Regions from separate parts of the Homo sapiens genome. Here regions 2, 3 and 4 are each linked to region 1. A link is a loop called in an ENCODE intact Hi-C map of the cell type or tissue named here. Cell type or tissue: Caco-2. All regions are shown on one strand. Links, peaks and the distances in the headings refer to the core of each region. The heading gives the core; the rest is flanking DNA.

Region 1 (8,437 bases), core at 237-8,236:
AACGACAGTTGCTGGTGAGGCTGCGGAGAGATAGGAACACTTTCACACTGTTATTGGGAATGTAAATTAGTTCAACTGTTGTGGAAGACAGTGTGGCGATTCCTCAAAGATCTAGAACCAGAAATGCCATCTGACCCAGCAATTCTATTACTGGATATGTACCCAAAGGAATATAAATCATACTATTATAAAGATACATGCATGCCTATGTTCATTATGACACTATTCACAATAGCAAAGACATGGAATCAACCCAAATGCCCATCAATGATAGACTGGATAAAGAAAATGTGGTCCATATACACCATGGAATACTATGCAGCAATAAAAAGGAATGAGATCATGTCTTTTGCGGGGACATGGATGGAGCTGGAAGCCATTATCCTCAGCAAACTAACTCAGGAACAGAAAACCAAACACTACATGTTCTCACTTATAAGTGGGAGCTGAACGATGAGAACACATGGACACAGGAGGGGAATAACACACACTGGGGCATGGCAGGAAGGGGCCGGGGGAGGGAGAGCATCAGGGAAAATAGCTAATGCATGCTGGGCTTAATACCTGTGATGAGTTGATAGGTGTAGCAAAGCGCCGTGGCACACATTTACCTACGTACAAAACCTGCGCATCCTGCACATGTACCCCTGAACTTAACATTTTTTTAAAAAAAGAAAAAAAATCAGAATTTCAAATAAAATATCAAGTCTCTTAATTTTCAACCAACAAGGCTTGCAGTAATAAATTGGGACTCTGAGAGGCCACTGTCCAGCCCTGGAGTGCTTCTTTCTTTAGCGCAAGTAATACCACTGGGCTTGACATAAGGCTTTACAAGTCTACATTAACAAATCTCATTCTCCCACAACCACATTTTACTGATAATGAAATTAGTGCTAAGCTGTTAAAAGATTTGCCTAGTATCCCATGACCAATCACTGTTAGACCCAAAGCTGGAATCCAGATCCTTTGATGGTAGATGTGGAGTAGAAAGAAATGGACTTTGGAGTCCATCTGACCTGGGTTCAAATCCCAGTTTTGCCCTTAAACTGTGTAATTTTCTAAAGTTACTCGATCTGGCCAAGCTTTGGTTTTCCCCTCTGTAGAAAGAAGACAAAGGTCTTCCGTACAATTATGGAATAAGGATTGAGAGCCTATGTGCAAAGTGCCTGGTGCTCAGTGGGTTCTGCTGAAAAGACACATTCCCTCCCCACCTTGCGGTTCAAGGTCACCTGCAGCCCATCACAGAAGGATCACATAGAGCGATCACCTGGAGAAGCCTTCAGACTGGGAAGAGACGTTCACTTCATCTGGCAGCTGTAAGTGGTCAAAAAGCAAGACCATATGTCTCTCCACCTGTCCCCACTGGCCTTTCTCCTAAGGGACGAAATCGAAGAGAACTCTGGGTTTTGGCTTCCTGGATGGTTTATTAGGGCTGTAGAAGGACTTCAAGATGATTCTCATAAAAGCTGTTTTCCTTGTGATTAAGTTGTGTTTGCCTGTTAACTATGTGGTAAACAAACCCTCCACTCCCCCCTTATGGTTATAGCGTAGCCGCCTGTTAATTGGGACTTGGAGGGTAGCGGGCTGGCAAGGCTGCCCGGGACAGGAAGCCAAGAAGCCCAATTTGGTTATCAGTTCTGTTGACATGAGCTGAGCTGTATGTGGTTGTGCGGTGTGTCCAGCAGGTCTAGCTTGGGGTTTTCCCAGCTATGAAAGACCTGCTGTTTGAAACACTTGGACTGTAGTCAAACAAGGGATTCGGATCAGGGCTCCGGATCAGGGCTGTCGCTGCCGTCAGCCCCATCAGCTCTGCGAGCATGGTTTCCCTCTTGGGCAGGGGGAAAGGCAAGCCAAACATGTCTGATCCTATACTTGGTTCAGGGCTGAGGGGAGAAGGCAAGGCAAGGAATGAAACAGGCTGCACCTGGAGCTAATCTGCCCTCCTTAACACCCCACCACAACCTCATCAGGGACAGAAAAAATAAAAAATCCCTTTCCCTGCAAAAGGCATGAGAAGCACTGAAACCCTCTCCCTCTGTGTCACTTATCAGAACTGAACTCAGACAGACTTAATCCCTGAAACAAGACTGCCAGAGGATCAAATGGGTGGGAGAGGCTTGCTGGGAAATTCCTCCCAGCCCGTGGATACATGAGTTGGGAAGAAATTGGGGCAGTTCCCAGTGTAACTTGCTACCCCTCCCCCAGGAGCAATCACTGTCAAAAATGATTTATCTTAAACATTTTTTAATTATTTTAGCCAATGGGGTGTGTATGTGTGTGTATGTTACAGAGAGAGAGAAGAGTATGTGTGTGTTTTTAATCATTTGCGGTTAAGTCTGAGTTCACAAGAGCCTGAGTTCAGTAGCGTCCAACCGCCAAACCCACACCCAAATATTTTGTAGATAACAGAAGAGCCATTGCCGGGTTATGCTCGTGTGTACACAGACAAGCTTTGTGGTGGTGTGGCGAGGACCCTGAAGTGGGAGTTGGGATGCGAAGCTTCTGCAACAAGGGCTGCCACATGTGATTCAGCTGCATCTCAAGAAACAAGGTTTTGAGGAAATTCCATGAAAACCATTCCCTCTTCTTCCTAGTAATTGAGTATAATGAAGCACCTAATGGGTACTGTTATGGAGTTAAGTGCTGATGAACAGGGGTAGCATTTATTATTAGGTTTAGGGTTGTTGGGGTTTTTTGTTTTTGTTTTTTGAGGCAGGGTGTCAGTCTGTCACCCAGGCTGGAGTGCAGTGGTGTGATCACAGCTCACAGCAGTCTCCACTCCCCCGGCTCACGCGATCCTCTCATCTCAGCCTCCCAAGTAACTGGGCCTACAAGCACGCACCACTATGCCCAATTAATTTTTGTATTTTTTTTTTTGTGGAGACGGGGTTTCACCATGTTGCCCAGGCTGGTCTCAAGCAATCCACCCGCCTCGGCCTCCCGAAGTGCTGGAATTACAGGCGTGAGCCACCATGCTTCACCTACGGTTATTCTTACAACTCCACATGAAGTGCTCACAAGACTGGAAGCAATTATGCCAAGATGTTAACTGTGGTTAATTCTGGATGGTGGGAATATGAGGGTGCGTTATTTTCTCCTTAAACTTTTCTACAGTTTAGACATTTCTACAAATACATAATTTTAAATGCTTGCTAAATGAATGAATAAATGAACCCAGGTAGGAATGGAAATAGGTCTAGCTCCTGATTTCAAAATTGCTCTTATTCCTGAAGAGAATAATTGCAAGCATCTGTTTATGTGGGATTTGTGTGTGTGTGTGTGTGTGTGTGTGTGTGTGTGTGTGTTTACTTTCTAATTTTTTTTTTTTTTAGGATAGTTGAAGAATGAAAAACAAGAGGCAGTGTATTGGGAACAGCAGATAGTGGGGAAAAGAGATTGAAAATTTGTGGAGAGAGGAGACGAAAGCCAGATAAGAACCACTTAGCTTTAATAAGTGGCTTCCTTTGAGAAACATGGAAGGTTCCAGATGGGCAACAGAAGAGCTTGGCTGGTCGTGTTCACATGTAAAAAGGTTTCCACCATGTAAGACAACATTTGCCAGAATGTAAACACCACCAGTCTAGGGATCCTATTTGTTCACTGCTCAATCATCTGTGTCTAGAGTAGTGTCTGGTACATGAAACATGTTTCAATCAATAATTTTTAGATGATGAGTGAATCCATTGTCTTTGAATCCAAAGAGAAGAGGAAGCCAGGCACAGTGGCTCACACCTGTAATCCCAGCACTTTGGGAAGCCGAGACGGGCAGATCACCTGAGGTCATAAGTCCCAGACCAGTCTGGCCAACATAAAGAAACCCCATCTCTACTAAAAATACAAAAATTAGCCAGGCGTGGTGGTGCATGCCTGTAGTCCCAGCTACTCAGGAGGCTGAGGCAGGAAAATCACTTGAACCTGAGAGGTGGAGGTTGCAGTGAGCCGAGATCACACCACTGCACTCCAGCCTGGGTGACAGAGTAAGAAACTGCCTCAAAATAAAATAAAATAAATAGAAGAGGAAACGGCTTTCAAGTAACAAATTGTATGATTTAGATAAGAGACAGATAGAAAATATTTCTGACTGTGAAGAATTTGAAACATTTTTAAGGGTATCAATGCCAGCGGTGGGATTTCTAACCCCTGGAACTTTATAAGAAAAGAGATCATCAAAAATATGTATTATTGTAGTAGTAATAATGTTAGAAAGTCCTATACACAAGTCAAAGAGGTTCCTATATTCCTTTATTTGCTCTTATTTTGGTTTAAAAGACATGCTAAGGCTGTCTTGACCATTTCCCAAAAACTAAGGCAACTAATGAGTGTTTCATTGCAAACTGTTTCTCCCCTCAACCCACAGTTGTCAAATGGCTCCAGGTTAAACGTTTATTGTAATGAACTTGACATAATTATTTAAGCTCTACACAAACTATATAGGACCACGTAAGGCTTCATGATCTCTTTAGTCAGTAGAATGTGGTCAGTTATGAGTAAAGGTAAAACCATACAAAAGCTAAGCTGTCAAAAATATGATTGAGAGATTGAAAATAAATGCACCTGGTCACATGGCTTCCTAGACCATGGGATACACAAGGACACTCTGTAGTGACCTTCTGGTGTGTTTCTTCTTACTTGAAAGTTCTTGCCTGAGCAGTTCAAGTTCGAGGGGCTGTCTACAATGGGCATGAGGCCTGCTGTTATGTCTTCAGTAGTCCCCAGGCCCTCACTTTGAAGTGATGACTCACAAAGAATATTTTGTCAGGCCGACTGGGTCGTAAAAATATTAAGTGTGGTTTTAAGCAGTAAAGGTTTTTATTATCATGCTCACTTCCTGTCATGAAGCCTTGCATTAAATTGTACTTTAAAAGGGATTAATGACCTGCCTGCTATGTTTCACAAGAAATTTATTATTATAAATATTCTAGAAGCATTGATAGTAACACTAGGGTTCATTTTTTAAAAATTGGAGGTGCTCAGAAAATGTTCACTGAACTGAATTTGCAGCATATTAAACAAAAAAGCATGATAGTGTATTGGGGTGAGAATTCAAGAATTTGTTTTAATCCAGAAGTTGTCAGACTTTATCCATCATCGTGGAATTGTTGACGCTATCATCAGAATGGGACACATTCCTTGCTTAGACCTCTCATACCTCAGCAGGGCAAGGTACCTTGTTTCAGCTGGTTGTAGCCCAAGATGATTATCCCCCTCCTTCTAGGACACTCAGCTGACAAGACTGACTGAACCCCCTTTCAGTGTCATTGTCTTTTAAAAATCTAACAAGAAAAATCATCACTTCCTATCTTGGTTGTAATTCAGTAAGACTTACAATTTGCCAACTGTATTATCTCGCCAGCCACCAAGCCACTTTTCTTCTTTGCTGAATTTGGTTTACCACTTTCAGGCCACGTTATCCTAAGCAATTTCTGGCTTCTTAGAAGCAGGGCTTAGGGGCCCACTTTCAGATCCACAAACTGAAGTCATTTTAGTGCCTGCCTCATTTAATCTTTCTTTAGTTTCAATACTTGTCTCTCATATTCTCTAGCTTGTTCAGCTTCCTCTTCTGCAAAATGAGGATGATACTGTAGATTGCTTAAGCTAACGAAGATAAATACTGTTTCACATAATTTGCTAAATGCCAAGTATTTTGAAAACAGCTAAAATAGTCTGCATGTATTGTAATTCTCAGGCCCTAACTTTGGCAGCATTTCAAAGGTGACATTTCCATTTGTATTGTTAGAAAGGACTAAACATGTACATTTGATTGGCAGGGTTTAGAAAAAGATCTGGTACAGATATGTTCCTCATTAAATTCATATTGCATTATTATACCTCTGCAGAAAAGCTATGTAAAAGGCCTTCCAGAAGAGGGCAATGTTTCTGAGGTTAATTTGGCTAATAAATTTTCCAAACACCAAATATTCACACTAACTCCACATTATTTATTCAAAAGCCCTCTCATGCTGAAGTCTGAGAACTGATGACTTTAGGAAAACATTGGATTTGTACTGATTCCTCTTATAAATATTACTGTAATTTTCCTTTTCTTGAGAAATCTGAAACTATTCTATCTGATGTTTGACATAAGTCTTCTTTGGGGCCTAAAGTTTCTGGGAAATGTCTTTGTGCCATGCCAGAGTCTTGGTTTAATTGTGCTGACAGTTCACAAACTTTTAAGACTGGCTTGCCTCTTGAGACTGAAATATTGATGTTATTTTAGATGGGTGCTTGGCTGCAAAGATTACCATTTGATCTGCAAAGAGAAGGACTTAGAAAACACACTTGAGGCCGGGTGCGGTGGCTCACGCCTGTAATCCTAGCACTTTGGGAGGCTGAGGTGAATGCATTGTTAGAGCTCGGGAGTTCAAGACCAGCCTGGACAGCATGAAGAAACCCTTTCTTTACTAAAAATACAAACATTAGCTGGGCATGGTGCTATGTGCCTGTAGTCCCAGCTACTCAGGAGGCTGAGGCACGAGAATTGCTTGAACCCCAGAGGCAGAGGTTACTGTGAGCCAAGACTGTGCCACTGCACTGCAGCGTGGGCAACAGAGTGAATCTCTGTCTCAAAAAAAAAAAAAAATAGAAAAGAAAAGAAAACATACTTGATTGTTCTTCCCTTTCTCAAATGCTAAGTCAAGCTGATCCTGAAGCTATGGTTCATAAATTACTATGGTGACTACCCTGCAGTGTGAGAGACAGGACCCTGAGTCCTCACAGGAATCTGGAGTGAAGAACTAAACTTTTTCCCCACTGAAAACAGCACGGTTATCTCAGGGACTCTTCCTAGAAAGATGCTGTTCAAACTTGAGTTTTAAAAAATAAAAGCACTTTCTTCCTAGAAAGATTTCGTAATTCTGCTCCAAAGAACCCTAGCCCAAAATATCCTATGGAAACCATTTCAAGAGAGTCCTACTTAAGAGAATTCAGATGAGTTTATGGTGGCAAGTGCACCATGCTTCTCCAAGTGTGTGCAGCCTGTACCAGCCAGGCACATTATAATAAAAGGTGACTTGCCAATAGCACTGGCATGTCCCAAGGAGAATTTTGCCTGAAAGATCTCAAAAAAGCAAACTTAGCTTCCATTAACCTCTCCAACCCTATAAAATTATCACCTGCGTGGACATCTATTTATTTGTTTGTTTTGTTTTGACTGCCAATATCACTTCCCCTGTATTTTGGCTAAGAATGCTTAAGCAATGGACATGTGATCCTAGTTTGGACAATCAGATTTTCTCTTCTTGCAATTTGACTCTTCAGTGAAGTGACAAAAGAACAGGAATTGTTGGGTGCAATCCTTCTAAAACAGCCCAGTGAAGAAACAGCTGGTTAGTTCCTCCTACTGAGATCCTTGTAGTTGTAGTTCTCCTGGCCTCTGCCCCTTCTGAGACCTGAACACTCAGCTTGTCCTTGGATTTTGTGAGCTTAAGTTAATCAGTGTTGGTTTCCTTTATTTGCTACCAAAGATCCCTAACCAAAGCATCTCCTGAATATAAAGGAATTCTGCAAATCCCTATGGGCCAAAGACCACGTGGATTGTCACACCATGTACTGCTAGCCAGAAAACAAAAACAAAGCCTTCTTTAAAAGTCTATAAAAGGCATCCATTTCCAAGTTAGAAGAGCAAAGACATTTCCAATCCCTTCTGAAAAGTCATCTGAAAACAAGGAAAATAGGAAACAGAAAGAGGACTCTATGTTTTTGATGAAACTAAAATCACCTATAATCCTGAATCAAAATGCTAAAAGTAAATCAGAGAACTGTGGATTGCTTAACTGATGGAGGAAAGTCAAAACCAGTGCTGAAATGGTGGGATGCAGGAAGTAGGGGCAAGCTATGGTTTGAGAAGCAAATCCAGGAAAACTCAGAATTCAAGGTACCTGTTAGGAATGAGGCCAAGGCACTGAAAAGAAAAGGCCTGTCTGAAAGTCTACATAAGGAAAGTCTATCTCAGACCCTAGGCCCACCCCCATGCTACACTGTCAGGAACTCTCCATCTTCCACCCCACCACAAGATACAAGGGTTTTCTCCCTAGCAACATTTCCCCAGAGAAACTACAGTCATGAAGCACAGGGAAGTGTGGGGGTGAGGTTCTGCAGAATAAACAGATAATGCCTTCAGATCTTTCCCTTCCCTGAAGGTGGAGGTGAGGGGAAGGGAAGTAAGAAAATGTCCAGGACTTTAACTGTGCAGGCAAATGTATTCATAAGCTTTGTAAGAAGCTGTTGAAAGGTATAGGAAGACTTCATCATATAATCCTAGAAAAACAGATGAAGAGTTGAAGTCACTATAATAATATTACCTCCAGGAAGAAGAAAAAGTTGTATAACAGGAAAAATAATCCCTCCTTGGCTTAGTGGGAAAAAATTAACATAGTCATAACGATGGAAAGACTGAATACTGTAGTTGAGCAGAAAGTGAGGACTGGATAGGAGGAAG
Region 2 (8,437 bases), core at 144-8,143, 57 kb before region 1:
AGGGATGAAAAAGAGGGCCAAATTGCCCAGACATTTCCAAGGTGATATTAAATCTAAGAGTAAGAAAAAGGAGATAAGGAAGATCCTGAGGCTCTAGCTTGGGCAGGAGGAACTCTGTTCTGGGTTCTCCTTGGGGTCCTCTCAGTCAGTGCTGCTGCCCCACCTCCTGAACCCAAGAATCCCCGACTCCTCCTGTAACACTCCGGCCAAAAGAGATAGCCAGCTTCTGAATTTCCCCTGCATACCAATACTTAAAAGTTTTGAAATTCTTTCTAAAATGACTTTTGCCAGACAGTTTGCAGCTCATCCACAAAAATCTATATCGGCAATATTCACTTGGATGCCCCTGGCTAAATCACCTTACCAGTGACTTTGAGACACTGTAGATCTCTTAAACCACATATGTAGAGATTTAAATAACCATCTTACAACATGAAAGAGAGATCTGATGTACAATTTTGTGCCTAGTAAGTCAGTCAAATTATTACTGGCTCTAATTATCACCCCCATAGCTGCTAAATTCTTTACCTGCAGCAGAGTAGAACTCCAGAGGTGAGAAATTCTTTCCTCCCTTTGAAAATGCCAAGGAAAAAACCCAAAGGAGTGACTTCCAATACGAACCTTAGAAATCAAATCAAACCTACACTGTACACAAAGACAGGACAGGCAGAGGGAAAAGCACAGCAAACGTGGAAAATAACTTGGAAAAGATTAATCTTTTAACTCTGTGAATGCTTTAATAGGAACTAAAGCTTTACCTACATGGGACAAATGACCCTAATTCTCCCTCCTAGTGTGTTTGTATTTCTATAAGAAGTTCAATTTTTTTTCTATTTTGTGAGAATTTACAGCATCTGTCTAGAATCCAGGCAGAGAATAATATAATAGATGATCAAAGTGTGAAAACTGACACCCTGGAGAATTCTCTGTGGGGGAAAGTGATGATGTCGTAGGTTGTGTGGGAACAAATTTCCCTTGGCTGCTGTGCCTACCATCACGACAGACATAAAGCAGAATCCCCACGTGGACTACCAAAGCCATCTGAGCCACATGAGATGCAGGTCAGCATGTGTCAACTTCATAACTGGGTTTAAAATTAGGTTTACAGTTAGGTAATTTCTTCTTCTAACTTTTGCAGTAGGAGAATAAGCCCTTAAATCCACTGATATGCCATGTAACTAAATTTATCCTAATGATCCAGGGTTTCTTTTATACTTATGTTCCAGGGATTCAAATCCAGAACTGTAATAATTAACCAAAGTAATTGTATATTCTTACTTCCATATCTCAAGACTGAATAGAAATAGAACTGAGTTCATGATGTTGAGATATAGATGTAACAAAGCATGATGGACATTCTGTCCTGGCTGCATGTTAATGACAGCGATGGAGAACTGCAACCCACTTAAAGAGACACAAAAGAGAGCTGGGACATGGGTTAAGAAGTCATAGAACCTGATTCCACCTTTTACTCCCTACATGGCCTTGGGGAAGTTACCAAAGCCTTCAAAAGTTCACTTTCTTCATTTGTCACAGTTAAGGTACCAGAATTTACTTTATGTGGGTTTGAGAGAGAATAAAATCCAATAATCCATGTGAAAGCCGTAGTTTCTGGGCTGTGGTCTGTGCCCAGGATTACTTACCATGACTGTATCGGTCAGGGTGCTGGCAGGAAACAGAAGGTCAATTTGAGGAAGTTCTAATCAAGGGACTTTTTACCAAGGCAATAGAGCAGGGTGTAGGGAACGCTTGGTGGATAGTGCAGAACCCTGGGGCTCGTAATGACCACCCTGTTATAACCCCTCAGCCTGGAGGAAGCTAAAGAGGGAAGACTGGGCGGAAAAGGCTGTTTAACAGGACCTACAATTCCTCCCAAGAAAGATACCTGACAACAAACACCCCAACCTCACTCTCCCCTTTCCTTCCAGTCTCCTCCGGGTGCATTTTATTAGCCAACACAGTTGAAGACCAGAGAATACAAAAGCTCTTCCTCATAGTCTATGTAGTTCAGCCTCTTGGGCTTCAGACCAGTGTGAAGAAGGGTGGAAGAGCATATAGAAGATATTAGCACGATACAGATTTTTGAGGCTATAATGTTAAATAACCAAGCTCAGTCATTTACTGAGTGCCTAAGATAGTGTCCAGCACAGGATGTGTACTCAAGGAATGTATTTTTATTTTTAGCTATTTTTTATTTTGTTATTTTATTTTAGATTCAGGGGCTACAAGGTGCTGGTTTGTTACATGGAGATATTGTCTTATGGTGACGTTTGGGCTTCTGGTGAACCCATCACCCAAATAGTGAATATTGTACCCAACAGGTAATTTTCTAACCCTCACCTCCCTCCCATCTTTCCCTTTTTGGGGGGCCCCAGTATCTATTTTTTCCATCTTTATGACCATTTGTACCATTGTTTAGCTCCCACCTACAGGTGAGAATATGTAATATTTGATTTTCTGTTTCTCAGTTAGTTCACTTAGGTTCAATGGCCTCAGCTCCATCCATGTTGCTGCAAAGGATGTGATTTCACTCTTTTTTTATGGCTGATAGTATTGCATGGTGTATACATACCACATTTTCTTTATCCAGTCCACCACTGATGAACACTTAGGTTGATTCTTTGACTTTGCTATGGTGAATAGTGCTGCAATAAACATACGAATGCAGGTGTCTTTTTTTCTCTGAGAAATATGGGATTATGGGCCCGGCACGGTGGCTCATGCCTGTAATCCCAGCACTTTGGGAGGCCGAGGCAGGCGGATCACAAAGTCAGGAGATCAAGACCATCCTGGCTAACACGGTAAAACCCCTTCTCTACTAAAAAAAAAAATACAAAAAATTAGCCAGGCGCGGTGGTGGGCGCCTGTAGTCCCAGCTACTCGGGAGGCTGAGGCAGGAGAATGGTGCGAACCCGGGAGGCGGAACTTGCAGTGAGCCGACATCGCGCCACTGCACTCTAGCCTGGGTGACAGAGCGAGACTCTGTCTCAAAAAAAAAAAAAAAAAAAAAAAAATATATATATATATATATGGGATTATGTAAATGCAGGTATCTTTTGGTAAAACAATTTCTTTTCCTTTGGGCAGATACCTAGTAGTGGGATTGCTGGGCGAATGGCAGTTCTATTTTTAATTCTTTGGGTAATCTCCTTAGTGTTTTTCTCAGGGGTTGAACTACTTCACATTCCCACCAACAGTATATAAACGTTCCCTTTTCTCTGAATCTTCACCAACATCAGTTATTTTTTGACTTTTTAATAATAGCCATTCTGACTGGTGTGAGATGGTATCTCACTGTAGTTTTAATTTGCAAAAAAAATATTTTTAATGGATATATAAATTACCTTATTAGTCAGATTCCAGTTCCTTTATGGATATTCTGCCTTTTCCAGAATACGTATGACAAGTAAATCATTCATGGGGTCAAGCCATCGTAGGGTATGTAGAATCAGGAAGCAAAGTATTTTCAGACGGGGCTGTACAGAGAGGCAGAGGATGAATTCCTCCCCTGCCCCAACACACACACACACACACACACACACACAGCTGACAGTGTTGACAAAGCCTGGGTTATGTTTTCAGGCTCTCGAGCCATAACATGCATAGATGAAGAGTCATCATGGTTACAACATCTGAGCAAGCGACTGAAAATCCAAGCCTACGCACTCAGCTCACATTTTCCTTTGTGAGAACATGAAGGGAGAAGTTGCTGCTGACTTCAGAGTCAATGCTGACAGACGATTTCACATGAAAAAACAACACCCATGTAATACTATAGCTCAGTTTGGGGGCTGCTGGAGTTGACACATCATTCAAGGGATAAACAAGTCTGCTAGCTGTCATACCATTTGGCACAGCGAGGGACTTGAGCCAGTTAAAAACAAAGCCCTGCACAAAGAGGCCTAGGCTTACTTGGAGATTTATTTGAATTCTACATGTACATTAGTCCATGATTTAAATCGTTTTGTAAAGTTGTGTCATAGAATGCAACTTTGGGAACAGGGAGAGGATGGAGATGAATATGAAGCATGCTACAAATGATTTTACAAATAGACCATCCTGGTAATGTGTAGCACAAACCGCTGGAATTCAGGGGTGGGGAATTGTCCCTGTCACTTTAACCAACTGCTCATATCACCAAAGCTATCCAAAAATCTGCATGGGAAGAACTCTTGCTAAATTTTAGGAGGAGAAAAATTGAAATGGAAAAGAAAACTTTAGATGTTATCATCTATGAATCATGCACCATAATCAATCAATATAATCTCTGCAAGCAAATGGCTACTAAGGAAGGAATCATATTTTCGAATGTCCTCAACCTCTATGCTTTAATGATAACCAAAAAATTTTCAACATTGTGCTATTTAACAGCATAACGACTATTGGATTTGGATTGTTAAGGCTCTCTTGTTCTAATATTTTTTAATCTATCGCCTGGATCTCTTGTGACTGCATACTCTTTGAAAGGAGGAGGAGGAAAACAAATACTTTCAATATTTGCCTTCATAGTCTCCCTTTACTGGTCACCTTCACATTCATCTAAAGTACTTCCTCAGAAAACTCCTAAAAGAAAAATAACAATTTCCCACTAATATTACAAAAAAAAGATACTTTTTGTAAGTAAATTTTCAATTTTAGAAGAGTTTTAGGTTTACAGAAAAGCTGCTCAGAGAGTACAGTGGGTTCCCTTCTACCCTGGAGCCAGTTTCCTTGTGTTAAGCTCATATGGGTGACACATTTACAACTGATGAACCAATGTTGATGCATTATTATTAACTGAAATCCAAACTTTATTTGGATTTCAAGACTTACTCTATTAAAAGAACTTTGCCCACTGGAAACAGAGCACTGTAACTCTGGGGAGGTGGGGGAATAAATATTTACCTTAACGGGTATGGATTTTGACCTCAACTGCTCATTTTATCTGACCATAGCATTTTTCTACCAATTCAAAACATCACAGGGACAGTAGACCAAAGGACAGAGCACCAGTCTGGAGAAACGTGTTCATGGAGAAGTATGTCTCAGCCTTAATCCTGTTCTGCCTTAGAAAAACGACTCAACTTTTCTTTGATCCTAAGTTCTATTTCCTACAAAATAAAGAAATCAAATTATTAATAGGTGATTTCTGAAACTCTTTACAGCTTGAAATTCTATGATTCTAGAATATCTGAAAACATCTTAATGTTTATGTGGCAAAGGTTTAAATATAAGGTTAGAAGATTGTAATTCTGGCTTTTTTTTTTTTTTTTTTTGAGTCTCACTCTGTCACCAGGCTGGAGTGCAGTGGTGCAACCTCGACTCACTTCAATCTCTGCCTCCCAGGTTCAAGCGATTCTTCTGCCTCAGCCTCCCCAGGTAGCTGGGATAACAGGCACGCACCACCACACCTGGCTAATTATTTTGTATTTTAATAAAGACAAGGTTTCACCATGTTGGCCAGGATGGTCTCGATCACCTGACGGCTTGCTCCGCCCGCCTCGGCCTCCCAAAGAGCTGGGATTACAGCCGGGGGGGTTCTCAATATTCAAATTTGCCTAGAGGAAGTTAATAATACAAAAATGTCTGTTAAGAAGTATCACGTACACAAATGTTTTCACTTAAAGAATGTGGGCCAGGTGCGGTGGTTCACACCTGTAACCTAGCACTTCGGGAGGCTGAGGCGGGTGGATCACTTGAGGTCAGGAGTTCGAGACCAGCCTGGGCAACATGGTGAAACCCTGTCTCTACTAAAATACAAAACTTAGCTGGGCGTGGTGGTGCACGCCTGTAGTCCCAGCTACTCAGGAGGCTGAGGCACGAGAATTACTTGAACCCGGGAGGCAGAGGCTACTGTCAGCTGAGATAGCGCCACTGCACTCCAGCCTGGGCGACAGAGTGAGACCTTGTCTCAAAAAAAAACAGAATATGGCTAAAATTTACAAAATTTACAATATAAGTAATAGCACAGGGATAGTCATTCAATATTGACTTTAACATTGTCCCATTCTCTTATAGTCTTCTAAAGACTTCTTATGCCATTTCATTTCTTCTCATAAGTAACCCAGAATAAAATCTAATGTTGATATTTTGTATCCTTTTCTTTAAAGAAGAAAAATAGACTACAAATTCTAGTAAACAAGTTAGTGTAGATTATTCAGCATTGATAAAAATGTGCTAAAGCATCACATCAGAATTTTACCTACAATATAAAAGTCAAGTTTTTATGCCTGACTATAGACAAAGTACCAACATCTTATTGACTCAAGAGTGAAGAACTTTTATAAAGGTAAGGCATATTCAGCATGTACAAAATGTCTTAACACCCAGCAGATGACATCATTACAAAACTAGGAAACTTGAAGGCAAAACAGAAGAAACAACATTTTCACTAACTTAAAGAAAATGTTATATTCAGTTTTCATAAAAAATTTAATGAGCATGTTTATGAAAGTAGAGGTCATACAGGAAGAACATGATGTCGCTGTCCAAAAAAAAGGAGCTTGTGACAGTTGAAAGGGAAAATCCCCAGCTCTTTCAAGGCCTCTTCTATGTTCTTAAGGGGAATTATGCATCTGAATTTTTTTTTTTTTGAGAGTCTTGCTTTGTCGCCCAGGTTGGAGTGCAATGACACAATCTTGGTTCACTGTAGCCTCTGCCTCCCAGGTTCCAGCGATTCTCCTGCCTCAGTCTACTGGGTAGCTAGGATTATAGGCACCCACCACCACACCCAGCTAATTTTTGTATTTTTAGTAGAGACAGGGTGTCACCACATTGACCAGGCTGGTCTCAAACTCCTGACCTCAGGTGATCCGCCCGCCTCGGCCTCCCAAAGTGTTGGGATTACAGGTGTGAGCCACCTCGCCTGGCCGCATTTGAAAATTTTTAAGTGGTATTCACTGGCTGTGGAAATGAAAACATTTTTTCTTTGAGTGAACCCTTTGACGGCATCTCTTTCCTCAAAAAAATTTTAAATATTTGTGTGTGTGTGTGTGTGCCAAAATATGCATAAAATATAGTATTCACATGATGTATATATGTGTGTAATATATTATATTACACAATATATTATATATTCACACATAAGATGTACATTTGTATATATACACACATAAAGATGTAACTTTTTCTCATGAACAAACTCAAATATATTCCTAACTCCACAGCACAGCCATATCAGGATGTACTGCTTAATTTCACCCTGCCCTTGCAAGCAAATCCAGTAAACAATACACAGAGAACATTTTTTAAAAGCCCAGTAATAACCATAATGTATAGTCTTATTTGTTCTATTTATTTTTCAAAATGTTTTCCAGTTTGATAGCCTTACCATCTGGGAGGACCACTGAATGAAAACAGAAAAATTTGTATATTTTGGAAACAGATCTAGGTTCTATTATTTACTAGCTGTATGACATTGGATATGGAATTTTACCTAAAACATGAGGAATAAATCCCTTACAGGGTTGCTGAAAAAGCTAAATATGATCACGTCAAATGCCTGAGTGTCGAGTGCAAGAATGGAGCTCTATGTTTTCATTACTTTTTCCCACTTTTGGTATTCGTCATTTAATTAGTGATGCAAACACTACCGGAAATTGGCTGAATATCTCACGGTATTCTTACTTATCCCTCTTCACTACTATTTATCTTTGTGTTAGTCTACAAATCCTCCACAGAAAACAGAGAAAAAACGAAGAATTCACAACTATATCTCAATATAGCACCAAGACTTACTTTTAAAGAAGTTCCTCTTCTAGAGACAAGGCATAAGTTTTAAACAAATACTAAATGTTATTTTATTTTGTTATAATCATTGATTAGTATTTATCTTATGTAAGAAAAGCTGCAATAAGCAATTGCAATATAACAAGTTGTATGTTGAATTAAATATGTTTAGGTAGCAAAGTCACAACTTTGAAACACAACACCTGAGGTCCAGAGATTTTAAAAATAAATTCAAGAAAAATAAGAATTTAACTTATAAATGATTTTTCATAATAAGGGTCAATGAAATAGCATGAAAAGTTGGTATCCACAGACATTCCAAAGTTTTTTATTTTATGAAATTTCTCCAAATAAACTTTTAAATAAAGTAACAAAAAAACTGATCAGAAGAACTTTTTTATTTTAAGCAGTTAGTTTCAAAATGGCCAAAAGAAAAAGAGACAAAATAAACTAAGCGATAAATAAGAAAAACTTTTTAAAAATGTCTTATTGTTATTGACAGCTTCAATAACATACTGGATCTGACCTTGAAGATAGGTCTTTTGAAATTACCCAATCAGTGGGGAAAAAAGCATAAGAATGAAAAAGAATGAAGACAGCCTATAGGAATTTTGGGACACCATTAAGTGAACAAACATTTGCATTATGAGACATCTAGAAGATACAAAAATAGGGACAGAAAGCTTGTTTAATAAAATGATTGCTGAAAACTTCCCAACTCTCAGAAGAC
Region 3 (8,437 bases), core at 205-8,204, 99 kb before region 1:
TTTATTTATGAGACGGAGTCTCACTCTATCACCCAGGCTGGAGTGCAGCAGCGTGATTTCAGCTCACTGCAACCTCCACGTCCTGGGTTCAAGCGATCCTCCTGCCTCAGCCTCCTAGGTAGCTGGGATTACAGGTGCCCACCACCACGCCCAGCCAATTTTTGTCTTTTTAGTAGAGACAGGGTTTTGCCATGTTGGCCAGGCTGGTCTCAAACTCCTGGCCTCAAGTGATCCACCCGCCTCAGCCTCCCAAAGTGTTGGGATTACAGGCATGAGCCATCGTGCCTGGCCTGCAACATTTTATTTCTTAAGCTGAGTGGTGGATATAGAGATATTCATTATACACTTCCATATATTTCTTGACGTGTTCAATGTGTTTCCTAATTACAATTACAAAAGCAAAATAACATCAACGACAAAATCATCCCCCTCGTAGAACTCTAGGTCCCAGCAGCTTACAGAGAGCACTGAGCAGACTGAACGGGGTGCTAACTTTAACCATGTAATGGCCTTGATTGTGTGCCTTATTTACTATTTGGAATAATATTATTGCAGTGACAGTAACAGCAGCAGATGCTTACTGAGTACTTACTGTGTGCCAAGCAATCTTCTCCAGGGTCTACTTCTATTAATTCATTTCATCCTTATAGCACCTCTCTGCATCAGCACTAGCATTATGCTCATTTTACACATGAGGAAGGTGAAGCATAACAAGGTGTAGTAATTTGCTGCAGGAAATGGCAGCGTTGGGATGTGAGTCCCAGCAGTCGGGATCCTGAATCTGCCTATTTCACTACTGCCCTATACTGTTTAAATCCTATTTTATGTAGGGTGGTCAAGGAAGACTTCCCTGATATGGAAACATCTGAGCAAAGGCCTGAAGGAAGCAAGGGAAAGAGGCATGTAGGGAATAGCATTCCAGGCAGAAGGAAGGTCAAGCTGATGTCAGTGAGGTAGGTGTGTGCTTGGTGAGTCTCGAGAACTCTCTGACATATGCAACCCTGCAGAATGAAAGCCCTTCCTCTCTCTCCAGAATCCATTTTATGTTCATTTATCTGCTATTTTTAGTTCCCTCAACACGCCTTTCATTCTCCCACCTCTAGAACTCTTCCTCCCTGAACACTCCTCCCCAGCCTTCCATGTGCTTTCCTTTGTCAGGCTAACTTCTCTGGGCCTCATCTTACTCACATCTTCCATTATGTCTTCTTTGAACTCGCTGTTTCTCAAGTAGTGAGCCCCATAGCTCTGTGCTTTTCCTCCCGATAGCTAACATTTATTAGGTTCCCCCTCCGGCCCCCACCACCATGAGACAGGATTATGTTAAGAACTTGGCTGGCATCATAGCATGTCAATCCCATAAGAACCCAAATATAATAGGTTTTGTTAGTGCCTCCATTTTCTGGATAAGAAATCTGCGGCTTGAAGGTCAAGCAACTCACCAAGGTTACAAAGCAAGAGCCTGAGTCTAGATAATGCCAAAATCCCTGTTCTAAGCATTCTGTCCAGCACTTATCACACTGTTCTGTGATTGTATGTTCACATAGCTGTCACCCACTAAGCTCCTTAAAGCAAGGACTGTGTCATGTTCCCTAGTGTCTGGAATGGTTTCTGCCACATAAGTTGAATAAACATGTGCTGAATCAATGAAAGGAACATAGCAGCTCTTTGCATGAGCGGAGCATCCCTGTTCTCAGCATCACCAAATCTGGGTGAGAACACTTGGATCTGAGGCTTAATTCTGATGTTTAGCAACTGTGCCTGCACCATTCACACCCTCTTTCTTCAGCCAGACCACACCACGTATTTCAGATTCTGCATTTCTGCTCACTCCATATTCTCTATCCATCAAGCTTCTCCTGACCAGCCTCAATCTTTGATAAGAGCCTCATATACTAGCCAGATGCAGTGGTCCACACCTGTAATCCCATCTCTTTAGGATATTAAGGCAGATGAATCACTTGAGTTCAGGAGTTCGAGACCAGCCTGGGCAAAATAGTGAGACTTCATCTCTACAAAAAATACAAAAATTAGCCAGGTATAATGGTGCACACCTGTGGGTCCTAGCTACTCAGGAGGCTGAGGTGCAAGGATCACTTGAGCCTGGAAGGTCAAGACTGCAGTGAGCTGAGATTGTGCCACTGCACTCCAGCTTGGGTGACAAAGTGAGAAACCTATCTCAAAAAAAAAAAAAAAAAAAAAAAAAAAGAGACTAATATACTGACTCAGAGATATATTGATTGTCCGGGACAGTCTCTCCAAAAATCCAGAACTTTGCCAACATATCGCCTTCAAGAACACTCCATAGACAATTCCTTATTCTCTACTCCTGACTCTGAGCTGTTCCCTGCATCTCTCTGATTTTTGTACCATATATTGTTTGGTATCCAAATAACATACCATATATTGTTTGGATCTGATTTGTACCATATATTTTAAACTTATTATGACTACATAACATCATAAAAGATTCCTCAGTTGTTCTATTTCTCCAATCATACAACAACATGGTGGACAATAATCAATTCTTTAAAGAACTTAAATGATATTTAAAAGGCTTGTTTATAGAAATGATTCTCAGTAAACTATCGCAAGAAGAAAAAACCAAACACCGCATATTCTCACTCATAGGTGGGAATTGAACAATGAGATCACATGGACACAGGAAGGGGAATATCACACTCTGGGGACTGTTGTGGGGTCGGGGGAGGGGGGAGGGATAGCACTGGGAGATATACCTAATGCTAGATGACGAGTTAGTGGGTGCAGCGCAGCAGCATGGCACATGTATACATATGTAACTAACCTGCACAATGTGCACATGTACCCTAAAACTTAAAGTATAATAAAAAAAAAAGAAAAAAAATGCTAATTCAAGAGTTATTAAAGCTTTACCTAGCACTCATGTATGGGAAGTGGTTTTAAATATTATAGAGTATGAACAGTTTTTGAGATATGTAATATTTGGATTTGAATTTTTGCTTACGTCTTTTTAATTAAAACTTTACAGTGTAACAGGTCATGCTCTGGATCAAACTCATTTTGTTTCTATTCTGAACACTGTAGAATCCATATCTAAGGAAGAACAGGCTGTGAGATGCATATGTGATAGTAATTTCTTCAAAATAACAACTAAATAACAAAATAACTCCTAAGTAAACATTTCTAGAAATAGATCATTACACACACACACATCACACGTTTTAAAGAAATCACACCAAGCTTGGTGCAGTGGCTCACATCTGTAATCCCAGCACTTTGGGAGGCCGAGACAGGCAGATCACAAGGTCAGGAGTTCATGACCAGCCTGGCCAACATGGTGAAACCCCATCTCTACTAAAAATACAAAAATTAACTGGGCATGGTGGCACACGCCTGTAGTCCCAGCTACTCAGGAGGCTGAGGCAAAAGAATCGCTTGAATCCAGGAGGCGGAGGTTGCAGTGAGCCAAGATCGTGCCACTGCACTCCAGCCTGGGTGACAGAGCAAGACTCCATCTCAAAAAAAAAGAAAGAAATCACACCACTGATCTGGTGAAAGTTATTAAGATATTAGAGTACTATGATGTTGTGATAATTACAGACCTTTTTCACTAGCATAGCTTCTCTTCATTTGTAATATTGCCTAAGAGTGAGCATTTCTTATGTACTGAGCACTGTCAAGGGCATTGTATGCATTATTTCATTGAATTCTTCAAAACCCCTCTGAAGTAGGTAAGGTGATTGTCTCATTTTGCAGATGAAAACCATTAAACTCATTGATTCAAAGAACATGTGCCCAGAAAGGTCATGTCAGAATTGGAAGCAGACAATCTGAGTCCAGAGCCTCTGCCTTTCCTAAAATATAGATTAATTCATAAATTCAGATATCATTAGGGAATTTAAAAAGTCAAAAATTTTGCTACATAGTCTTTACAATTGACAAATAGGAAAAAGAAAGAAGAAAAAAAACCGATGCATAAGGTAAGATGTTGAAATTTCTTACATTAATTTAATATGTATGGTCTATTTGTCTTCTGGAAAAAATAGCATTTCCCATTAATTATAAAATAGTTCTAAATTATGGAATAAAATACTTGCTTCATGCCATATGATTTAAAACTTATTCATTAGCAAGCACCACAGATTTTCTTATATTCAAATATTATTTTTTCTCAATGTCAACATATACCACTTTTAAGCCTAAGGACTATTTGATCATCACTTTGAGAAGTTTCTTGTTGCAAAATAACAGGTTGGCAAAGAAAATACTGAATTTGCCAACTTAAAAATGTTAGTCATGATATTTATGTCTAAAGTTCATCATTCGTTTTGTAAAACCTCTAGTGTCTTTTCATTATTATTAAATATTGAAGTTTTCTAAAAACACAAACCAACAAAAATTTTGGTATGAATTATGCCACATTAATATAAAATTTCCAGAGCTTCAAAAGTTTTTTTTTTTAAACCACATAAAACAGAGCTGGAAGATATTTTAAAAGGTCACAAGGTTCATCCTCAACCACTTGCAATCAAGACTAGTATCTAAGAGACACATTTTAAGATTGTTTACTAGAATAATTTCAATCATATTCATAAATTGTGCTCTGATTATTTAACATGAAACATGTTACTGGCATACTCTTAAATTCAGCTGACAGCCTGGGAGTGACCACGAGGTGGCAGCACAGGAGACACTCAGCCTTGAATTCAACTTGTACTCCCCTGACTGGAGGAGTAAGCCAGAGAAAGGTAGGTATAGAAGAAGACGCAACACTCTCCTTTCTCTTAGAACTTTCAGATTGTGTGGCTTTGCTGGCCATTCCATTTATGGGTTAGAGGAGCCAAAAACAAGAATTACTTTTTTAATGGAGGAAAATATCACCTATAAGCTCATTCCTTTTCACGTTTTCCTTCATAGGCATGTTTTTGCGTAGTTGTTGTACATATAATTTTCTGGTCTTCTAATCTATTTTACACTGTTTCTGTTTTCCTGCTTTAAAATTTCAATGGATGGCTGGGCAGTGTTTCAGGCCTGTAATCGCAACACTTTGGGAAGCCACGGCAGAAGATCTCTTGAGGCCAGGAGTTCAAGACTGGCCTGGGCAACATAGCAAGACCTCATCTCTACAAAAATTTTAAAAATTAGCCAGGGGCAGTGGCATGTGCCTGTAGTCCTAGCTACTCAGCAGATGGAGGCAGGAGAATCACTTGAGACCAGGAGTCCCAGGACGCAGAGAGCTATGATTGCGCCACTGCACTCCAGCCTGGGCAATGGAGCAAGATCCTGTCTTAAAGAAACTTTTTCAAAAAATGTCAATGGCTTCTCCCTGCTCTTCTCAAATGGCCCTTGATGGTCCCTCCAGCCTTTTCTTTTCCAAAGTGATCTCCCTGCAGACCACAGGACATGGCACAGTGAAACACACTCAATTCATATTTATTGAAGTTTTCATTTTTTAAAAATTATTGTGGCAAAAAAATAAGGTTTTCTATCTTAGCCATTTTAAGAGTGCAGTTTAGTAGTGTTAAGTATATTCACATTGTTCTACAACAGATCTCCAAGACTCTTTCGCCATGCAAATCTGAAAGTCTATGCCCATTAAACAATTCCCCTTTTCCTCCACTACACCCACCAGTCCCTGGTAACCACGATTCTACTTTGTTTCTGTGATTTTGACTACTTCAAATACCTCACATAAGTGGAATGATATGATACTTGTCTTTTTGTTACTGGCTTTTTTCACATAATATTATCGGGGTTTATCTATGTTGTAGTATGTGACAGAGTTTTATTCTTTTTTTTTTTCTTTTTTTTTTTTTGAGACGGAGTCTCGCTCTGTCGCCCAGGCTGGAGTGCAGTGGCGTGATCTCGGCTCACTGCAAGCTCCTCCTCCCGGGTTCACGCCATTCTCCTGCCTCAGCCTCCCAAGTAGCTGGGACTACAGGCGCCCGCCACCACGCCCGACTAACTTTTTGTATTTTTAGTAGAGACGGGGTTTCACCGTGTTAGCCAGGATGGTCTCGATCTCCTGACCTTGCGATCCGCCAGCCTCGGCCTCCCAAAGTGCTGGGATTACGGGCGTGAGCCACCATGCCCGGCTGTTTTATTCCTTTTTGAGGCTGAGTAATATTCCATTGTATGGATTTACTGTGTTTTGCTTATCCTCCATCCATTCATGGACATTTGGATTGCTTCTATCTCTTGGCTACTACGAATAATGCTGCTATAAACATGGATGGGCAAATATCTCTTTGAGATCCCTCATTTAGCTTTTTTGGATGTATACTCAGAAGTGGGATTGCTGGACCATATGGTACTTCTATTTTTAATTTTTTTAGGAAGCTCCATACTATTTTCCATAGAGCTACATCATTTTAGTTTCCCACCAACAGTGCCCAAGGGTTCCAATTTCTCTTCGTCCTTACCAATCTTGTTACTTTTGGGGTTTTGTTTGTTTGTTTGTTGAAACAGGATCCCACTACATTGCCCAGGCTGGTCTCAAACTCCTAGCCTCAAGCTATCTTCCTCCTACCTTTGAGTCCCAAAGAGCTGGGATTACAGGCATAAGTCACCACACCCGGCCTACTTTTGTTTGTTTGTTTGTTTGTTTGTTTGTTTTCATAATAGCCATCCTAACAAGTATGAGGTAATATCTCATTGTGTTTTTGATTTGCATTTCTCTGATTAGTAATATTAAGCATTTTTTCATATGTTTGTATGTCTTCTTTAGAGAAATGTCTATTCAAGTCCTTCATCCTTTTTAAAATCAGCTTGTCTTTTTGTTGTTAAGTTGTACAAGTTCTTTATATTTTCTAGATATTAACACCTTATCAGATATATGATTTGCAAATATTTTCTCCCATTCTGTAAGTTACCTTTTCACTCTGTTGATTGTGCCCTTTGATACACAGAAGTACCAATTTTTTTTAAAGAAATGACTTGGCGTTCACAATTACCATTCTTTGCGGCAGCCACATCATACTTCCACTCAGCAAATAGTTACATCTAAATTGAGTTAACCATTCCTCTGTTATAAAACATTTCCTATTCTGGATAATTCCACTAAAATAGTTTTGTGAGTATAATTTTTTTCCTTGTCTTAATGGTTATTTTCTTAGAATATATTTCCAGAAGTAAAATTACTGGATCAAATAATATGAACATTTTATAGTTTTTGATACTTGCTAAATTTTTCTTATTAATTTCCATGACCAACTATAATATTCAAACAGTCACTGTTTATTGAACTCTTAGAATAAACTGAGTGCTTAGAATGTATCAAGGACTCAGCTACATTCTTTGCACATAGTATCACTTGTTCTCACATCAATGCTGCAAAGTAGGAAACATCACCATATTATGGTTAATAATATAGATTTACCCTTGTATTAGTTACCAAGATCACACAGCTTATAAGTGGCAGAATTATCATTTGATTTTAATTCTGCCTAATTCCAAACACCGTATGAATCTTTTCATGATACTACATTGCTTGTCTGTGTTTGAGAATATACCACTTTTACCTTTTCTTCACTCCAGTTTTGAGAATTGTAGTGTTTGCTAATTCAATCGAAGAAAAATAGATAATTGCTATTTTAAAATACATGCCTTTGATTACATGCACAGACGAATATTTTTCCACATTTTGTTTACTCTACTCCTTATTGTCTCCCTCCCCAACACCAAATGGATGTTTCCTGTCTCTGCACAACAGTATAGCACATAGCCTTTTCACAGTAAGGGTTATTACACAACTTTTATCCTGCCTTGAATTGTGCAACTTTCTCTTATTTTTTTTGTATCTTCTGCTTTATTTTCATATCTTATCAAATAATTTAACTTTTTCTAGAGTGAAGATATTCACCTTTTATCCAACATATTTGTTGCAGTATGTTCTTTGCCAATTTGTTATTTTCCTTTTTATTATTGTTTTCCTATTTACATCAAATAGTTCTTAATTTTTACACATCTAGTTTGATGTTGATCATTTACTTGGTGGTTTCTTCTATTGCTGCTTTGCATAGAAGTTTATTCTAGCTCCACTAATAGATGTCTGATTAATATTTCTACTTTCTTGTTAGTTTTTCTGTTTCAAACCAATTCTACTATTTAAATATTTAATCCCTCTAAAATTTATTTTGAATCATAATATAAATGTAAAGGTATCACTTTTTCAAAATTGTAAAGCAGATAGCCCCAATACCATTAATAATCTTCCCTTTCCTCACTATTCTGTAATGCCTTAATTATATATTAAAGTCATTTACATGAACTAATTAATTTTTAAGATAACTTTGTGATATAATTAGAATTAAAGTGTACAATTCAATGGCTTTAGTATAGTCACAGAGTTATGCAACTGTCACCACAACCTACTTCCAGAATATTTTCATTACCCCAAAAAGAAACCACACATCTCTTAGCAGTCACTCCCCATTATCCCCTTCTCCCAGCCTCTGGC
Region 4 (8,437 bases), core at 133-8,132, 110 kb after region 1:
AAAGAAAAACAAAGTCAAAAACTCTGAAGTTTCAAGGCATTTTAGGAATATGATTTTAGCAAGGTCCTGAGATGAACTGAATAATCCTATTTCAAGACCTTTACTTTTAAAGTCAGTAGAAGCTACCTATGACATTTCATACATACTTAGATTATTCAGCAGTTCACAAAATACTCAGTTGAGTACTTGCCACAAAGAGTATTTTGAAAGGTTAACATCATCTAAATTACAATGACAAAATCATTAAATATTCACACACACTTACCCAAGACTCATGGTATAACACTGTTAGTAGATACACTGCATAATCGTAATTCTGCCTCCTTAAAGGGCACCTATTAAAGAGAAAGCGGGAGAAGTCAAAATTCTAAAAACTCAGTACACAGAAAAATTTGCAAAATATGCAATATACTAAATACAGAAGATAATGTTTTCAGGTATTCCTTTTCTGCTTTAGGAAAACTGTTTTTGGAATAAAAATAGTCTTTGTAGTTCATTACTTGAGGAAGCTAAACACCGGTGTTATTTTAACTTAATTTCGAGTATCTCTTTGTTTTCATTACTAATGGAGTTATCTGTATGTAACAATAGCTTACGCTACTTTTACTAGGATTGTGTCCAATATAAGTTCCCTTCACCATCTCAGTGCTAAGAATCTGCCAGATAGCATGAACATATCTGATGAGTTCATCTAAAAAGTAGACATAGAGCTAGGCATGTACCTCATGCCTGTAATCCCGGAGGGTGAGGTGGGAGGGTTGCTTGAGGCTAGAAGTTTGAGGCCAGCCTGGTCAACACAGCAAAAACCCTGTTTCTACAAAAATTAAAAAATTAGCCAGGCATGGTGATGCGCACCTGTAGTCCTAGCTACTTGGGAAACTGAGGCAGGAGACTGCATAAGCCCAGGAGTTCAAGGCTTCAGTGAGCTATGACTGTGCCACTGACCTCCAGCCTGGGTGACAGAGTGAGACTCAATCTCTAAAAAAATTTAAAAATAAAAATAAGAAGTAGATATAGAAAGATGATAGATGTTAATCTTGGTTTTCCTAGAGCTGATTCTTTTAAAAATGAGTTACACTATACAATGCTGTGCTGTTGCTGCTGTATTTAAAATGGAACTAATAACTTAAAATTAGGTAAAACTTCTACATACATGAGATGACACATTGAGCTTTAAGGATAATAAAATAATATACAGAAAGATACGATTACTTCCAATTTCTTTAAATATCAAATAAAACCATCATATGACAAATAACTTCAACTATACTGCTTATTCTGTACTTATATTTATTTAAGTCCTCTACTCTAAATAGTTACCATAAAACATATCCATACACTAACACTTGTAAAACTACCTAAAAAAAAAAAAAGCAACATTATTGGATACTCACAGAATTTCAAACAATAACATTTTAAAGGCATTTTTTAAAGTTGCATGAACTAGAAAAGCCAACATTATCTGAAGATAGTAAAAAGACTATTCCTAATATATTTCAAATCTACTTTCTCCCATATGGTAATAATCACAAACCATGGTCCTGAGCTTTTTCTGCCTCCACACTGTTGCAATCTCTGCATGTGTGTCAGGCTCCTTCTTCCCACCACTGCAAATCATGAGACCTAATCGATACTGACACCTCCAAATGCTTTCAAACAGGGATGAGCAGGAAGACAGCAGATCGGCCCACTTAACTTATCTCTAAAAGTGGGTCTTTTTATATTTTGACATAATTTGGAAACAGCTAAAGTATAATTCTAAAAATAAAATAGCCATTTAGTGAAAACATACCAATAACCTTTCTTTACTTCAAATAAAAAATGACGCAATTTATAAATTCATATATGATAAATTTAATATTGCCTTTATAAACATCTGTCCTGGCTCTGAGATTTTGATTATTTACGAATGTGCCTTCATCAATTTCCAAATAGATCCATAGATCATTTAATAATTTTACTTTTGAACTACAAGATTTTTATATGCTTTGAATGTGTAAAAGCCTGCTTAAGCATTAATCACTAGCAAACCACACTTTTTTCTTCTAATCTCTCTCTTGAGTTTTATATACATGGAAATATTAAAATCAAGGTTAAAAATAACATTAAATTAGCTAAGCATGCCGCTGCATAAAGATCACAGCAATAGTAGGCCAGTGTGAGGATATTAAAAATATGAATTAGAGAACTCTGCTTAATAAGAAAAGGCTACGCCCTCCCCCATCTTCAATATAGTTTCTTTAAAAAGGACTGCCAAGGAATTGGAGGACAATGAGGAAACACACGTGACCAGTCGGCTGAACATTTTTTCCATTACCTATCTGTTTTGATGGTAAGCACATCTGTGGTCTTGCAGTATCGCTCTCCTACAAGTTTAATTAATTTCTTCTTTGCGTGATCATCTAAATTCAAACTGGAAAGCTTTACCTTAAAAATAAGAAAAGTTATTTGAAAAAATAATTTCATATAATTGTTTAGTGAAAAAAAGGTAGCAATGTTATTCCTATTAACATTAAATCCACTAAAAAGAAAGCTTTCCAAACTCCTTTCTATACAGAGCAAGCAGTTGGGACATATTATAAACCCTGATCTTACTCATGGAAACAGAAAAAGGGAAGGCAACATACTGTTTGAAGTTCTTTGAAAGTTCTGGGCATTAATGCCTTCCCTGAAAGAACTAACGACATATCTGTTAAATAAATGAAATTATGGTGCTTACGAGTAGCACTAATAGAATTAAACTCAATTAGCGTTAGTTAAGTTGGAATATAGAAATAAATAGATAAAACATAAGGGCTTTAAGAAATTTCTATCATGCAATTATGAGACTTGCATCATTACAAGTTCTACCATGCAATTATGAGACTTGTATCACTGCAACAAGCTTTTTTTAAAAGCTACAGATATCTCATGGAAGCTGGAATACAGCATCAGGGAAGGATCAAAACAATTGAAAAATTCATTTAGCTCAACGTTTCTCAAAATGTTAACACTACTCCCACAGGCTAAGAAGAATTTTTTTAAAAGGCTCTTTCTGTTGAAAATGTTTAGGAAATGCCGAGGTAAATTGGGTTTTTTAAGGTAGCATTTTTTAGAACAGATAATATGCTAATAAGCATCTTGAAATTTCAAAATGCAGGGTTAATATGCAATGATTCTCAAATTTATTTGACGTCAGATTCCACTTTTCAAGGAACGGTTCACAACAGTAGTCTTCCTTAGACATATTTTGGGAAGTGCTAGAACAAATGAACACAATTTTTAATTTGCAGAGAATAAGGGCATGGGCTAAAGGTATTATCTAGAGATGAATACATTTGATACAAGAAGATAGGCCAGGCACGGTGGCTCATGCCTGTAATGCCATTACTTTGGGAGGCCGAGGCGGGCGGATCACCTGAGGTCAGGAGTTCAAGACCAGCCTGACCAACACGGAGATACCCATCTCTACTAAAAATACAAAATTAGCCAGGTGTGGTGGCGCATACCTGTAATCCCAGCTACTCAGGAGGCTGAGGCAAGAGAATCACTTGAACCCAGGAGGCGGAGGTTTTGGTGAGCTGAAATCGCGCCATTGCACTCCAGCCTGGGCAACAAGAGCAAAACTCTGCCTCAAAAAAAAAAAAAAAAAGAAGATAGGTTAGGTTACACACCAGAATACAGTTAAATAAGGTAAAGTATAGGTTAATCTTCTATGGAGAGCATTAAGAATAAAAAAGAGCTGTAACTATATCAAGAAGAAAAAAAGCTAAATAGGATTTTGAAATCTATTTGGTTTTCTGTAGCTTCAATAACTCTGTACACTTCCCTCAAGACATCACAGTATAGTAGCCTATTTATTTTCCCATTTTTTCCCCACTGATTTGAAACCCTTGAGGGTAAGAATGATGCTATCTCGTTCTTGGCAATGGCTTAACACTTAAAATGCATGCAACAAATATTTGCTGAATGAATACATAAATTTTTAAAAGGGAGGATATATTGTTTTTTAAAGCACTGTGAATTTTTGTATTTTGTATTTGAAGTAGAGAAAATAGATAAATATAAATGCACTCTTAAAAACAACTCAAGTAATATGAATACTGACTATTAACTCTCAATTAGACAATGTGAATCACCACAGTTTTCTGGAAAGAGAATGTATCAACTACCAGGTTACTGACTTGACAGATAAAATAAGCCATTTTATACTCTGATTAAAACCAATATGAAGAATTTTTTACAAAAAATAAAATATACCTTTATTATGATTATGAATACACAAATATATGCACATATGCATGTATAAGAGGGAACAGGGAGAGAAAAATAAATAGTTTTTACATTAGGATAGTGAGAATGTTGTGATTTTGCCTTTTTTAAACCTCCCTTCAATGAAATCATAATAATGTCTAACAATAAATTTAAAAGTTTCAAAAGCTTAAAGTATTCTAGCTTTTTATATAAGAAGTGGTCCAAAAAAAGGCAGCAAAGCTGATCATTACTGCAACGTGTAATGTAAGATCACATTCACATTAATTTAAAACTCACATTAACATTAACATTTTAATGTTCAATAACTATATGGAGTTTATGCCAAAAATCATAAATATTTCAGGAACAGTTGTGTGGTGCACTCACGCCACCTGGTAGCACTCAAAGGCACTGCAACATTGTAGTCTTTAATCTGGGCTAATACTTTAACCTGGGCTGAGTGGCATTCACTGTCTTTTATCAAAATTCAAAGTACTTAGATATTTTGCCCTCAGTTGCTACATTTCAAAGAATCGATATAATACTGTTAACATTATCCCCAAAATAACACTGATATTTCAAATCACAGGAGGTGCTGGATATATATATATATATATATATATATATATATATATATATATATATATATATATCTTCAAATGACTACATTTTAACACAAAAAGAGCTACATAAATTCGGAAATGTCTAAACTTGTGAAATATTTTCTCTATATGCAAGTATGATGTGGTTAGTTAAAGAATGCTGGTATTACATAAAAGACAAGAATTGGTTTGATTTGTAGATTTGCCATTTAATGTTACCTTAAATCATGTTACCTCCCTGAGACTCAGTTTCCTCAAGAACACTTAATTCCAGAATTTTTGTCAGAAATAAATGAGATTAATAGAATAAAGCACTTTTGAAGTAAAGTTATATATAAGTTGTTTTTAATCCTAAACTTTTATGACTATCAAAATTTTTTTTTCTGTGCATTAAAACATTTGAGTATGTCCAATAGTAGTTTCTAACAGTTGACTACCTTCACGATATTGCTTTAATCATGCTGGACTGCATGTGCTTTAGTCCACCTGTTTGACCTACGTTTACCCTTGAACTACATGGCACATCCAGGACACCACCACTGAGCCTCAACAGCCAGCAGGTGGGGTGCAGAGTCTAGCAGGGCAGACATGAAGTCAGCAGAAGGGGTACAAGGGAGCAATGAAGGCATCACAGGCTAGCACAAGGCACAGAGAGGACAAGAGGAAAAGCATGATACAAGAAATGAAATCTGGTGCCATCCTTCAAATAAAGCAATGAGATTATTTTTGTGTGAAATAAAATAAGCAAACTTAGAACCAGTAGGGACATTGGATGTCAATTCTAGGACTGAAGACGGAGGCCCACAAAACTTGAGGTGAATAACGTAAATTAAGATCTAGGTTTTCTGACTCTCAGTTCAGAGATTTTTCAACACACAACAGAGCTCAACAACTGTTGGTTGTAGTTGTTACCATTATTATGAAAAATAGGTAACATTTAATATGTTCTTAAAAATATGAACCTGTGGAATGGTACAAGCATGGCTGAACTTTCAATTCTTTTTTTTCTTTTATTGGGATTTTTGAAATTTTATACAGTAAACATATACTGTCTTTGTGATTTAAAAACAGCTTCAATCTAAGAACTTAGTATATTGTTGTGTATTTAAACTGTTCTACAAAATAAAAAAGATTGGAAAGCTTCATAATTCACTTCATAAAGATGGCACAGGCCAGGTGCGGTGGCTCACACCTGTAATCCCAGCACTTTGGGAGGCCAAGGAGGGAGGAACGCTTGAGGTCAGGTGTTCAAGACCAGCCTGGCCAACATGGTGAAACCCCATCTCTACTAAAAATACAAAAATTAGCTGGGTGTGGTGGAGCATTCCTATAATTCCAACTACTTGGGAGGCTGAAGCAGGAGAATCGCTTGAACCATGGAGGCAGAGGTTGCAGTAAGCCAAGATCGCGCCACTGGACTCCAGCCTGGGCAACAGAGCGAGACCCTGTCTCAAAAAAATAAAGTTATATTAAATTAAGAAAAAAATTGGTACAGCCCTGATACTGAAACCTAGCAAAGAAAGAAAACTACAAATCAATCAACAATATCACTGAGGAAAATGGAAAATTCCAGAAATTAAAGATTGTTTATTTGCTAGTACATAATGCGAAAATGGTTGCATAGATTTTCAACACATTTCTTCAGTGTACTTTGAATGTTCTGGCTTAAAGTACAGGCTACACAGAGTATAAAAGTTAATATTTTGAGGGTCCCAGGAGGCACCTCAAAGAGGTAGTAGTCACCCTCCAGACAAATCAAAAGCACATCAGTAAGGGCTCCTTGGAGAAATGCTGATTCTAGGAATGGGACAGGGAAAGAGCCCAGAGCATTTTGTAGTGCCAGAAAATAAGAAATTGCTTAAAAACAAATGACAGGGGCATGGCAAAGGAACAGAAGAGTCACTGGAAAGAGTTCCCAATGGTTAAACTCAGAACAATTTGAGCAAAAAAATAATGTTTTATTGGATTATGACACATAGTGTAAAATAAATATCCATGAGTCCATACTGATATAAATAAATGATTAATAAATAGGGGAGAATGAACAAATTTGCCATATAAAAGGACTGTACATAATTTATGTGATACTTCTTTCTCAAAGAAGTGGAGCATACCTCCTGATCCTTAAGTGTGGGCTCTGCATAGTAACTTTCTTCTAAAGAGTAGAGTATGGGTAAGAGGGGAGGAAGTATAATTTTATGGTGAAGAAAATGGACAAGTACTACCTCAGCCAGGTGATGAAGATTAGCATCATCACTGACAAATCATGGCCGGCACAGTGGCTCACTGCCTGTAATCCCAGCACTTTAGGAGGCTGAGGTGAGAGTATCACTTGAGCCCAGGAGTTCCAGACCAGCCCTGGCAACATGGCAAAACCCCCTGGCAACATGGCAAAACCTCATCTCTACAAAAAATACGAAAACTAGCTAGCCGTGGTGGCTTGCGCTTGTAGTCCCAGCTACTGGGGAAACAAAGGTGGGAGGATCACCAGAGCCTGGGAAGGTCGAGGCTGCAGTGAGCCGTGCTTGTGCCACTGCACTCCAGCGTAAGTGACAGAATGAGACACTATCTCAAAAAAACAAACAAAACAAATCATCTTAATAGCCTATACTCTCGATATGATGTGATGAGAATGGCACTTTATTTCTGGGGTTTTTCTCCCCAAACACACAACAAGTTGAAAGACATTCTACCAAATATACAACTAGTACTTCTCAAAACTGTTAAGGTCATCAAAAACAAGTCAAGTCTGAGAAACATCACACCCAAGATAAACCTAAGAAATTATGATGACTAAATGTGATTTGTAAACTGGATGGGATTCTGGAACAGAAAAAGGGTATTAGAAAAAAACTAAGATAATCTGAACAAAGTAGGGACTTTAATAACAATAAATTCAATATTGATTCAGTATCAATATTAATTCACTAGTTGTGACAAACGTACCATAGTATATTTTAAGATGTTTACAACAGGGGAACCTGGGTCTGAAATTCTCTACTATTCTTGGAACCTTTCTGTAAACTAAAAACTATTCTAAAATAAAAAGTTTAATTTTAAAAAGTATATCAGGTAACTGCTCCATGACTGCTGTGTGAAAAAGATATGCCATGTGTACCAAGATTTCTTTGACAAAGGAAACAAACAGTGACTTCAAATACTAAATTAGAAGTTCCTAGGGCAGACACTTGGAAGTGCAATGGCACGTGGCGTGGTCCAGGTGAGTAACAGTAGGGATCTCATGTTTCTCCAAAGCAATATGGCATCCGGACAAATGACCCTAAGTAAAATTCTAGCACAGCAAATCAGCAGTAGAATAAAAGAATGATACACTATGAACTGACCAGGGTTCAGAAATGCATCAGTATATTGAAAACCTATTGATGTAATTTATGACTTCAATAATTCAAAGGAGGTAATTTCATAAATGCTAGTAATCTAAGAATAGGATACACCATTAACATAATAAACACTATTATCTCACTGAAATCCTACCTCATACTTGAGGTTAAACACTAGAGGCACAGACAATTAAAGTATGCAACAGCATAAGGAACTACAGAAATATGACTTCAGAAATTTTATCTAATGCAAAAGACAAA

The links. A loop is a pair of places that touch in the nucleus more often than their neighbours do. Peaks named below come from ENCODE experiments on the same cell type or tissue, not always from the same donor. Only the 100,000 strongest peaks of a DNase experiment are listed, where the experiment ranks them.
Region 2: a loop joins it to region 1, with 3 times the contacts of the local background. A loop is called at or near these places in 3 of 110 quality-filtered maps.
Region 3: a loop joins it to region 1, with 4 times the contacts of the local background. A loop is called at or near these places in 8 of 110 quality-filtered maps.
Region 4: it touches region 1 in a loop (8-fold over the local background); 10 of 110 quality-filtered maps call a loop at or near these places.

The regions. Positions count from the first base shown.
Region 1 is chr12:27,837,824-27,846,260 of GRCh38, reverse strand. No RefSeq gene overlaps it. Among named protein-coding and RNA genes, the nearest start is that of MANSC4, 62 kb to the right of the region's middle. In Caco-2, for the core only: no CTCF peak of the experiment used is centred there; DNase peaks (open chromatin) are centred at 1,692, 2,130, 2,410 and 4,710.
Region 2 is chr12:27,894,677-27,903,113 of GRCh38, reverse strand. No RefSeq gene overlaps it. Among named protein-coding and RNA genes, the nearest start is that of PTHLH, 74 kb to the left of the region's middle. RefSeq lists an enhancer at 1,790-1,839. In Caco-2, for the core only: no CTCF peak of the experiment used is centred there; DNase peaks (open chromatin) are centred at 3,593 and 4,863.
Region 3 is chr12:27,937,203-27,945,639 of GRCh38, reverse strand. No RefSeq gene overlaps it. Among named protein-coding and RNA genes, the nearest start is that of PTHLH, 31 kb to the left of the region's middle. In Caco-2, for the core only: a CTCF peak has its summit at 4,620 (motif pointing right); a DNase peak (open chromatin) is centred at 4,659.
Region 4 is chr12:27,729,437-27,737,873 of GRCh38, reverse strand. MRPS35 (mitochondrial ribosomal protein S35) reads right to left here. Exons shown (of 8, transcript NM_021821.4): 6 at 2,318-2,427; 7 at 266-335. Among named protein-coding and RNA genes, the nearest start is that of MRPS35, 23 kb to the right of the region's middle. In Caco-2, for the core only: CTCF peaks have their summits at 4,607, 5,197 and 5,397; a DNase peak (open chromatin) is centred at 5,393.